Regions from separate parts of the Homo sapiens genome. Here region 1 is linked to region 2. The links are chromatin contacts, found by Hi-C or POLR2A ChIA-PET in ENCODE. All regions are on one chromosome and are shown on one strand. Each heading gives the region's core, a stretch centred on a gene start or an enhancer-like site at or near the end of the contact. The rest is flanking DNA. Distances are from core to core; before and after follow the strand shown.

Region 1 (3,824 bases), core at 953-3,452, 150 kb before region 2:
GGACGCGGTGGCTCAAGCCTGTTATCCCAGCACTTTGAGAGGCCAAGGTGGGTGGATCATGAGGTCAGGAGATTGAGACCATCCTGGCTAACATGGTGAAACCCCGTCTCTACTAAAAATACAAAAAATTAGCTGGGCGTGGTGGCGGGCACCTGTAGTTCCGCCTACTTGGGAGGGTGAGGCAGGAGAATGGCGTGAACCCGGGAGGCGGAGCTTGCAGTGAGCCGAGATCGCGCCACTGCACTCCAGCCTGGGCCACAGAGCGAGGCTCCATCTCAAAAACAAAAACAAAAACAAACAAACAAAAAACAAAACAAAAAAAACCCCTGGCTTTATAATCTCCTATCCCCTATCCCTATTCCCAAATCCTCCTGCAGTGAGAAATAACCTCTTGTAGCAGCCATTTCAGTGGGAGTCAAAACACTTCACAAAACCCTCTCCTTGTTCCTTGGAACAAGTCTCTATGAAGTGGTCCAAGCAGCCACCAGAAGTGGCTGGAGAGCACCCACATATGCTGCCCACGCTGTATTTTATGCCTGAATTTATTTGCCATGTAGACATCTTACTGTAGTGGTTGAGGATATTGGAACTACTTAGATGAAAGAACACCTAAGCCCCTGGTGGGCTTCTGTTAAACTGTGTAGGTCCATAGCACAGATAGGGGAGCAATGACAGTACTCTGTGAAGAGGAGAAGGTGTGCTTACAATGAACGGGGCCTTGGCGTCCACCTCTTCCCGATGGAGAGAAGTGTTGCTTTTTCCTAGAGAAAAGAAATGAACAAGACCTGTTGATAGTGAATGAGTTGGGTCCCCATGCTCCCCTTTCTCTGCCATGCCCTTCAGGTGGGATGCTGGCACAGGGAGGATTAGATGTTTGACCTACTTACTCATTCCAACTTATAGCTCACAAGGATGGAGCTTAGCTGGAGGCTGAATGCTGGAACCCCATCAGAGCATTTCAGAATAGCCTAGGCCATTTCCACAGGTCTGAATCTGTGACCTAGGGGCAGGCTCTTAGAACAACATATTCTCATATAATGTGACTGGCTGGCTGTAAGGTGTCCCTAAGAAAAGCTAACATCCTCTGCTCTAATCAGGCAGAAAGGAGTGAGAGGAGGAAGAGAGAGGAACCTGGAGAAAAAAAATGCAATAAAGGCCTGTAAAAGGAAAACTCACAAAGCCCTTCTCTGAAGAGCTTTTAAGATGGAGTTTACCAGCAAGGTACTAGCAGACACATACGAGCAGGTTAACATCCCTAAAATAAAGCAGGAGCCAGCAATAACAGGGTCGGGCAACAGAAAGCTACAGCTGGTAAGGAAGTCAGCAGCACCACACCATTAGATACAGCAATTACTTTAGATACAGGGTGGGGTCCCAGCTCTGCAGCACACACTCTCAGGCTGGAGAAACAGGCTGTGCTTCTGGGAAAGCATTCTCCATCCTGGGGTACAGATCCCTGGAGTCTTAAGAAGGCGTTGCAGAAAAATTAAGCATTATCTCGTCTGAGTCCCCTAGGCTGGGTTAGAAGTTGCTTGCCTGATTATTGCGTGCAGCTGGAATGGTCTTGGTACAGGGAGGGATCTGGGCTGAGGAGGATGGGCTGAGAGGGGAGAGGGGAGAGGGAAGAGGGGAGAAGGGGACCCGCACACATGCGCACTGTAGCAGAAGCTGCAACTTTGCCGGTTGCAGGGCTGTTGTGAGATAGGGTGCTTGCTACTGTGACTGGGGCCCCGCCTTGCAGATCTGCTTGTCATCACTTACCCTCTCTTGGTGGTTTGGGCATGCACTTCTTTGGGGGAACAAACAAAATTTTAAAAGTTCCTGAGTTTGACAGCAGCAGCCAATCACTTTCCTCCCTATTACCCTCCTCTCTTTTTTCTAAAGTAGTCAAATGCCAGCTTCTATTTCACTAGTTTCTATTTCTGTGAAAAACATTTCAGAACTGCTTTCCTCATCCTTCCCACTAAAAATCAAGCATCCCCCCCCCTCCCCGCCCTCCTGTTCTGTGCAGGAAGGGTTGGCCCACACTCACCTGATGTGTTCCCTCCTCAGTCGTGGCCAGCACCAGGTGGTTGCTGCCATCAGATGATGTTCTGCCCTGGCAAGCACATGTTTTTAAATGACTCTGCAGTACCCAGGCTTATAAAAACAAATGCACCCAGACGAAGTTCCAGCGCCCCGCGGGGATACACTGAAATTCTCTGGCCTTGCTGAGCTGGGCTTTGGCTTCGAGTCTCCTCTCAGGCAGACCTGGATACGTCTTCATTCATGTGCCTATTTTAGTCATTGCAAAATGCTTTATAATAATTCCAGACGTGAAATGTGCACAGGAGGACTCTAGTTTGGAGCACAGGCTTTGGGGTCAGAACCTCGGCTTGAATTTTGATGCAATGTATCTGTATAGGTAAGACTTTTTCACCTCTGTGCCACAGTTTTCCCATCTACAGCAGCAACACCTGTCTGTGTAGGGTTCTTGTCAGAATTGAATGAGATAAATGTGATGTATTTAGCACAGTTCCTGGTACATAGACAAACATTAGTTCAATAAAGTTTTTCTAGTATTATCATTTCCTTGTTTTTTCCAAAAAGTAGTTAATCTGAGCACACATCTGTTTATAGGAGGAGGTCTGATGGCCGGGAGGACAGGAAGAAGGAACCCACAATGAAGCAAAAGTTGCGTTTAACTCTGTCCTCACCATTCCTCTCCTGGACCTGTCCTAAACTGGAAGCTGGGGGAGGATGGAGTGCTGGAATGCTGCAGAAGTCTCATGGGAGGGCGCCTGGTGTTCACCACATGTGTACACTGTTGCACGACCAGGTTGGCACTTTGCATGTGGGAAACGATCAGAGAATGGTGGGGGATGCTTAAGAGGCATCACTGGAATCCTACGGTACCACAGACCAGAGCCTTCCCTTCCCTTCCTCTCCCACAGATGGAAATTTGAATGCTGGGGCTCAGTGGAACACCTGAAGGAAGCTGGTGAGGCAGATGTCCCGCTATGCCTTCCAAGTGTCATGCAACCAGTTCATGCCTGTCAGCATCTCTGCCGGTGGACTCTGTGAGTCAGCAAATCTACAGAGCAGAGAGCCACAAGTGGGGACAGATGTGGTCAAATGCCATTTAAATCAGTGATTCTCAACCCAGGAGTTGTCATGGCACTGGCCTTGAGTGAGCTGGACCAAGGGAAGTGGTAGAATTCCCCATGAAGGACCAAGTGAGCAGATAGAAGTTTCTCCATTTTAACTTTTTCTGAGTCAATTTAAAAAACACCTAGTGCCTTTTTCTGTACATAGTGCCTGTGGGTTTGAATTTAAGCCTACCCAAATGTGCTTTTATCCCACCTATTTTGAACCTTGCATGTCTCCGGGATAAGAATTAACATAAGCTATAAATATTCTTCCAGGACTAATTATTAACCGTGAATGTTGAGCGGCCTTGACAAATATAAAATGTTATATATAGGCCCAAGAGTAGATCAGAGAGTTATCTATCTACTTCAAGTTGAGACTCAGAGTTTTCATTAAACTCTGCAGTCTCACAGTATTTCCAATCATTTCAGGGCAGACGAAAGTTCCGTGGTATATCTTTTTAATGTGGCAGGCCTCGAGGGTGGATTGAGTTAGGCAATTTATCCCCTTTTATGCCCTATATTCACATGCAACACTCCAATGGGGTAACATAAAACCACAGACAGGTTTCTTTACACCGGTATTTAAGGGAACTAGGAAAGCAGCCCAAATCATGTGGAGAAAGCTGGGGAAAGAAGTATCAGAGGAGAAAGAGGACCTTAGCAGAAATGACAAAAGTGAAAAACCTTCCTAAC
Region 2 (4,130 bases), core at 545-3,044:
GGCTGAGCTTCAGCTCACTCCTATCTCAGTCAACTCTTACAGATTAGTTGATAGTCTCAGTAAAGCCAGTATAGTTACTTGCTCAGCAGGCTGGTTTCAGGACAAGTTCTCTAGCTCTTACAAAACAGATTTCTGATATCTCCGATGGAATGTTGATTCAGCAGGTCTGGGGTAGAGTTGTAAAAGTGCTCCCAAGTGATTCTCATAGTCATGTTTGAGAACACTTTCCTAAGCTTTTCCTCAACCAAATCCCTAAAGATCCACTGGGAAGAATTATTTTGGCCTTATTTTATCAAGCTCGAATCAACAGGCACTATGCCCCATAAGGATGGCTAAATTTTTTCAATTCTTTCTACACAATGTTCACCTGGGATTTGAAACTAATGTACATGTTTCACTGGATGGTCATTGTTTGTTTGTACATCCTCCTTCCCTCCTGTCCCAGCCCCTACAATGCTCTAGCTCTGCCAGGGCCAGAGCTATGTCTTTCTTCTCGGCATTTCCTGCATCCAGCACAAAACTAGGCATAAACCAAGTGTTCAATATTTGAGGAAAGCAGAAGCGAAGATGGGAAGGCAGGATATGCTTGTCCAAAGGATCATGTCAGTTTCAACAAAGATTGCTTGAGTCCTGTGCAAAAAATGCAAGGGACAGAGCGGGTTGGGAGTGGTTCTGTACTTGTGCATGTGAAATGGGGACTGAGTGTTACTAATTTGTTTCTATGTCTCTCCAAAATCGTAAGGCCTCCCAGTGCTAAGAGTGCAATTCACCACTCTTGACTGTCCTCAACCTCTTCAGCATGTATTTGAGTGTTTATACCGCTCCTCATAAAGATAGCTGCTGCTATCCTGACTGCAGATTTTTCTAAAGTCATTCACTTGCACTTTTATTTTAGTAAAAACCATGAGTACCTTGAGATGAATACATTATGGAGACAACTGTCATCACGACCACATGTGGTATTATTTACTCATGTCAGTTTGAATGATTAATGTGGAAAAATGGCTGGGCAGCTAATATGATTGAGGGCTGGATAGGACAATGTCTGTGTGATTTCAAACAATGCCCATACTGTGCGTGGCGAGTCGCAGAAACATGAATAGCTGGCACTACTCCCTCCTCTCTCTGCCGACTCCCTTTCTTGGCTGGATTCTCCCTCAAACTCCCCACCCCCAGAGACTCCAATTTTCCATCTACAGCCAAGGAGGAGAAAGCAGGGACCCTTTAAACTTTAGCAGCCTGGGGGTTATGTGTGGTGTCAGCCATCTGGCTGATGTCATTGGTGACTCCTCAGCCAGCCAGAGGGCAGAGGAGACTCACGAGGCCTTGAAAGAGAATCCAGGATTGTTGGCTGGTCTTTGCTTCCTTTAATGAGTGGCTACATAGACAATGTCATAAACCAAATGACGGTTTATTCTTCAGAGAAGCATCGTTGCAGTGGAAGAGTTTGGATGAGAACAAGGCGCTACAAATCAATCAGGGATTTGTTCTGTAGGCCTGTCAGGTCTATAAATAGCTAGACTCCTGCTTACCAAGTAGTGGATGGATGTACATCTCCAGGTAATAAGAATTTTCTGTGTTCTTTTTCTTGTGGCAAGCCTGAGAGACCACAGGATGAAAGCTTTTCTCAGCCTCCATTGTCACTGCTACCCCTGCGATTGTTAGTTGCCTCCCTTTGACTGAGATGTTGGGGTGGAGAGCTTGCTAGATCCATGCTAAATGCCTTGAATGTGTTGCCTCATTTAAACATCAAAGTTGATGAAAAAACTGAGGTTCAGGGGGTTGAAATAACCAGTTTGAGGTCACACTGTGGTGAGTGACCCAGTGGAACTGGAATCCAGGGCTGTCTGGCCCTAGAACCTGAGCTGGTCACACATCCGCCTTGTGTGTCATCAGCTTTAATCCCTTTCTTTTGGCTTTGTGGTGTGTGTGGGAGGAAGGGCTCACTGTTAAGAGAGGAAAGTAGAGGGAGTGACAGAGGACACCCCCCTTCAGGCTGCCTACTACAGAGTGACCCCCAGGCCCGGGGGTGGGAGGGATGGTGGGCAGGCAGGCTAACAAACGAAAGAGACAGTGAAAGAGACTGTGGCTTTTTCCTTCTGGGTTACAAATCATGGTGCCAATCTCAGCAATTTTGGTTGGGGAGGGTTCTTTTCCGTGACGTCACTTCAGCTTCGAGGCACAAGTTGGCTAGTGCATAAGATACAATGAGAGATTCAGCCAACATGGAAAACTGTGAATGTCTCCTAGAAGTGTTACTGCTTTGATCCTTGTGAAGAAGTTCCCTCACCTTTTAAGAGGGTCCTCATGCCAATGTGGGGCACTTGGGGCTCACATTTGGCCATGGCTATGCTGCCCTTGGGGTCCTTAGTCCTTGGTTCAGATGGCTGTCAGGCTTTTCCCGACTCCTATGGAATAACCCTGTGCACAACACTTGAGGACATGATGACAAGTTTTCTGCAGAGTGCTGACACCACCAGCCCCTTGTGTGTGGTCTGCGATATGGTGTCAGACAAGACCTGAAATCAGATTGAGCAGCTTGTTTTCTTACAACATGGAAAAGCTGTCTTTCACACCAGTAGACACCAAGAAACAAAAAGCAAGACTATGATCCTGTCTGAGAAATTTGTAAAAATGTTCAAGCAGGGGTGTTAAAGAAAACCAGAATGGAGTGACAATGTGGGATCTAAACATTTGACCTGTGACACTAACTTTTATTTTTTTCATTCCTATTATTTTGGAGTTGCTCATTTTTGAAATTCCTGTCTCCTTCCTGTTCTGATTTTTGATCCAGCATTAGTCATTTTGACCCATAATAATCTCACACCACATTGCATCAGTATTTTCCTATCTTTATTCTACTTTGGGGATGGGGCAGGAATCCATGTATACCTTATAAAAGAAAAATGATTTTGTAATTATTTCTTTTCACTAAAATGTTCTGGCTAGAACTACCTGATTTGACCTCCATTCTTTTTGATGTCACCTGACTTGAAGACAGCCCCAGGGACAGGCACCAGATAGTAAGGGATGGAGGCATAAATGGCCACTGGAACTCCACAGTACCAGTCAGAGCATCAATTGAGCCAGCATCCCAGGCTCTTTACTCTCGATAAAATTTTAGACGAAATGTTAACTAGTAATGTGACCACATCTATGAATGCCAGTGATCTATTTGGATTGGATAGTAGGACTTGTTTCAAACTGTGCTACAGCATCTTCTACCCATGATTTGAATGTGGTGTTTTTCAAAAAATGTCATTGCAGGAGACATTTAGAGTGCTAATAAAAATGCAGATTCCTGGTCCCTACTCTAAACCTACTCAATATGACCCTCTGCAGATGGGCCCAGGGATATGTATTTTTTTAAAAGCCCTGAAAGTGATTCTTGGGCATACTGAAGTAAAAAACTACTGGTTTAGACTTAAGGTGACTTAAGCAACACTTTTGTAGTTCTGCATAGTCAACATTAGTGATTAGGAAAGGTTCAGATGTCCTGAGAACTGGCATTCATCTACTCATTCATTTTGCAAATCTTTATTGAATACTTTCTGATATTCAGTCTTGAAAGGAGAAGACAAGTGTGTGTCTAGGATAGTGGTTCTCAAACTTGTGTATACGTCAGCATCGTGGGGAGCTTTATAAGAATAAATAGTCTCTCTCTAAAACAAACAAATACAACTCCCTCTCTCTCTCTCTCTCTCTCTCTCTCTCTCTCTCTCACACACACACACACACACACACACACACACACACACACACAGTGCCTTTGCAGGTCTGGGATGAGACCACTACATATTTGAGATGGTGATTCTGATATGCAGTCAGCATTAAGGAAACATTTTATTAGAGAAACTCTCTGTGCACCAAAATACCAAGTGAACAGACTTTTTTAGAGAAAGACTTTCCTATAATTGTGGGAAAAGCATGTGGCACATGACTTCATCTTGAGCAAAATCAATTATAGCTTCCTTGCAGATAATATTGGTCTTACACAAAACTAAGTAGCGAGGGTGTTAGAGAGAAGGTGGGTGAATCATTTCAAGAGGGGCCACCATGAGCCCCAAAGGGCCTATTGAGGCATGTTTGAAAGACAATGGGAATATCTATTTAGTTAGATGGAAGAGATA

What was found. Hi-C counts contacts between places; a loop is a spot of excess contacts on that map. ChIA-PET counts read pairs that join two places held with the same protein, here RNA polymerase II (POLR2A). Pooled maps may share reads with other maps.
Region 1: a loop to region 2 is called in a map of dorsolateral prefrontal cortex, with 3 times the contacts of the local background. The contact joins the promoter of DLEU1-AS1 here to the enhancer-like site in region 2. A Hi-C loop is called at or near these places in 4 of 168 maps with a recorded cell type or tissue (dorsolateral prefrontal cortex, endothelial cell of umbilical vein and heart right ventricle) and 3 of 50 pooled maps. POLR2A ChIA-PET finds 5 or more read pairs at or near these places in 1 of 52 experiments (WTC11).

What each region holds. Positions count from the first base shown.
Region 1 is chr13:50,525,247-50,529,070 of GRCh38, forward strand. DLEU1-AS1 (DLEU1 antisense RNA 1) reads right to left here and starts at 2,203. Exons shown (of 3, transcript NR_125753.1): 1 at 2,033-2,203; 2 at 706-761. DLEU1 (deleted in lymphocytic leukemia 1) reads left to right here. Exons shown (of 7, transcript NR_109974.1): 6 at 2,620-2,818; 7 at 2,934-3,397. RefSeq lists enhancers at 3,586-3,824, 3,726-3,824.
Region 2 is chr13:50,676,782-50,680,911 of GRCh38, forward strand. No RefSeq gene overlaps it. Among named protein-coding and RNA genes, the nearest start is that of DLEU7-AS1, 130 kb to the right of the region's middle. Within about 2 kb of position 1,795, at least 5 of the 41 ENCODE cell types and tissues checked have a DNase peak (open chromatin) inside an H3K27ac peak, as active enhancers do; they include dorsolateral prefrontal cortex and endothelial cell of umbilical vein, where a contact is called at or near this core.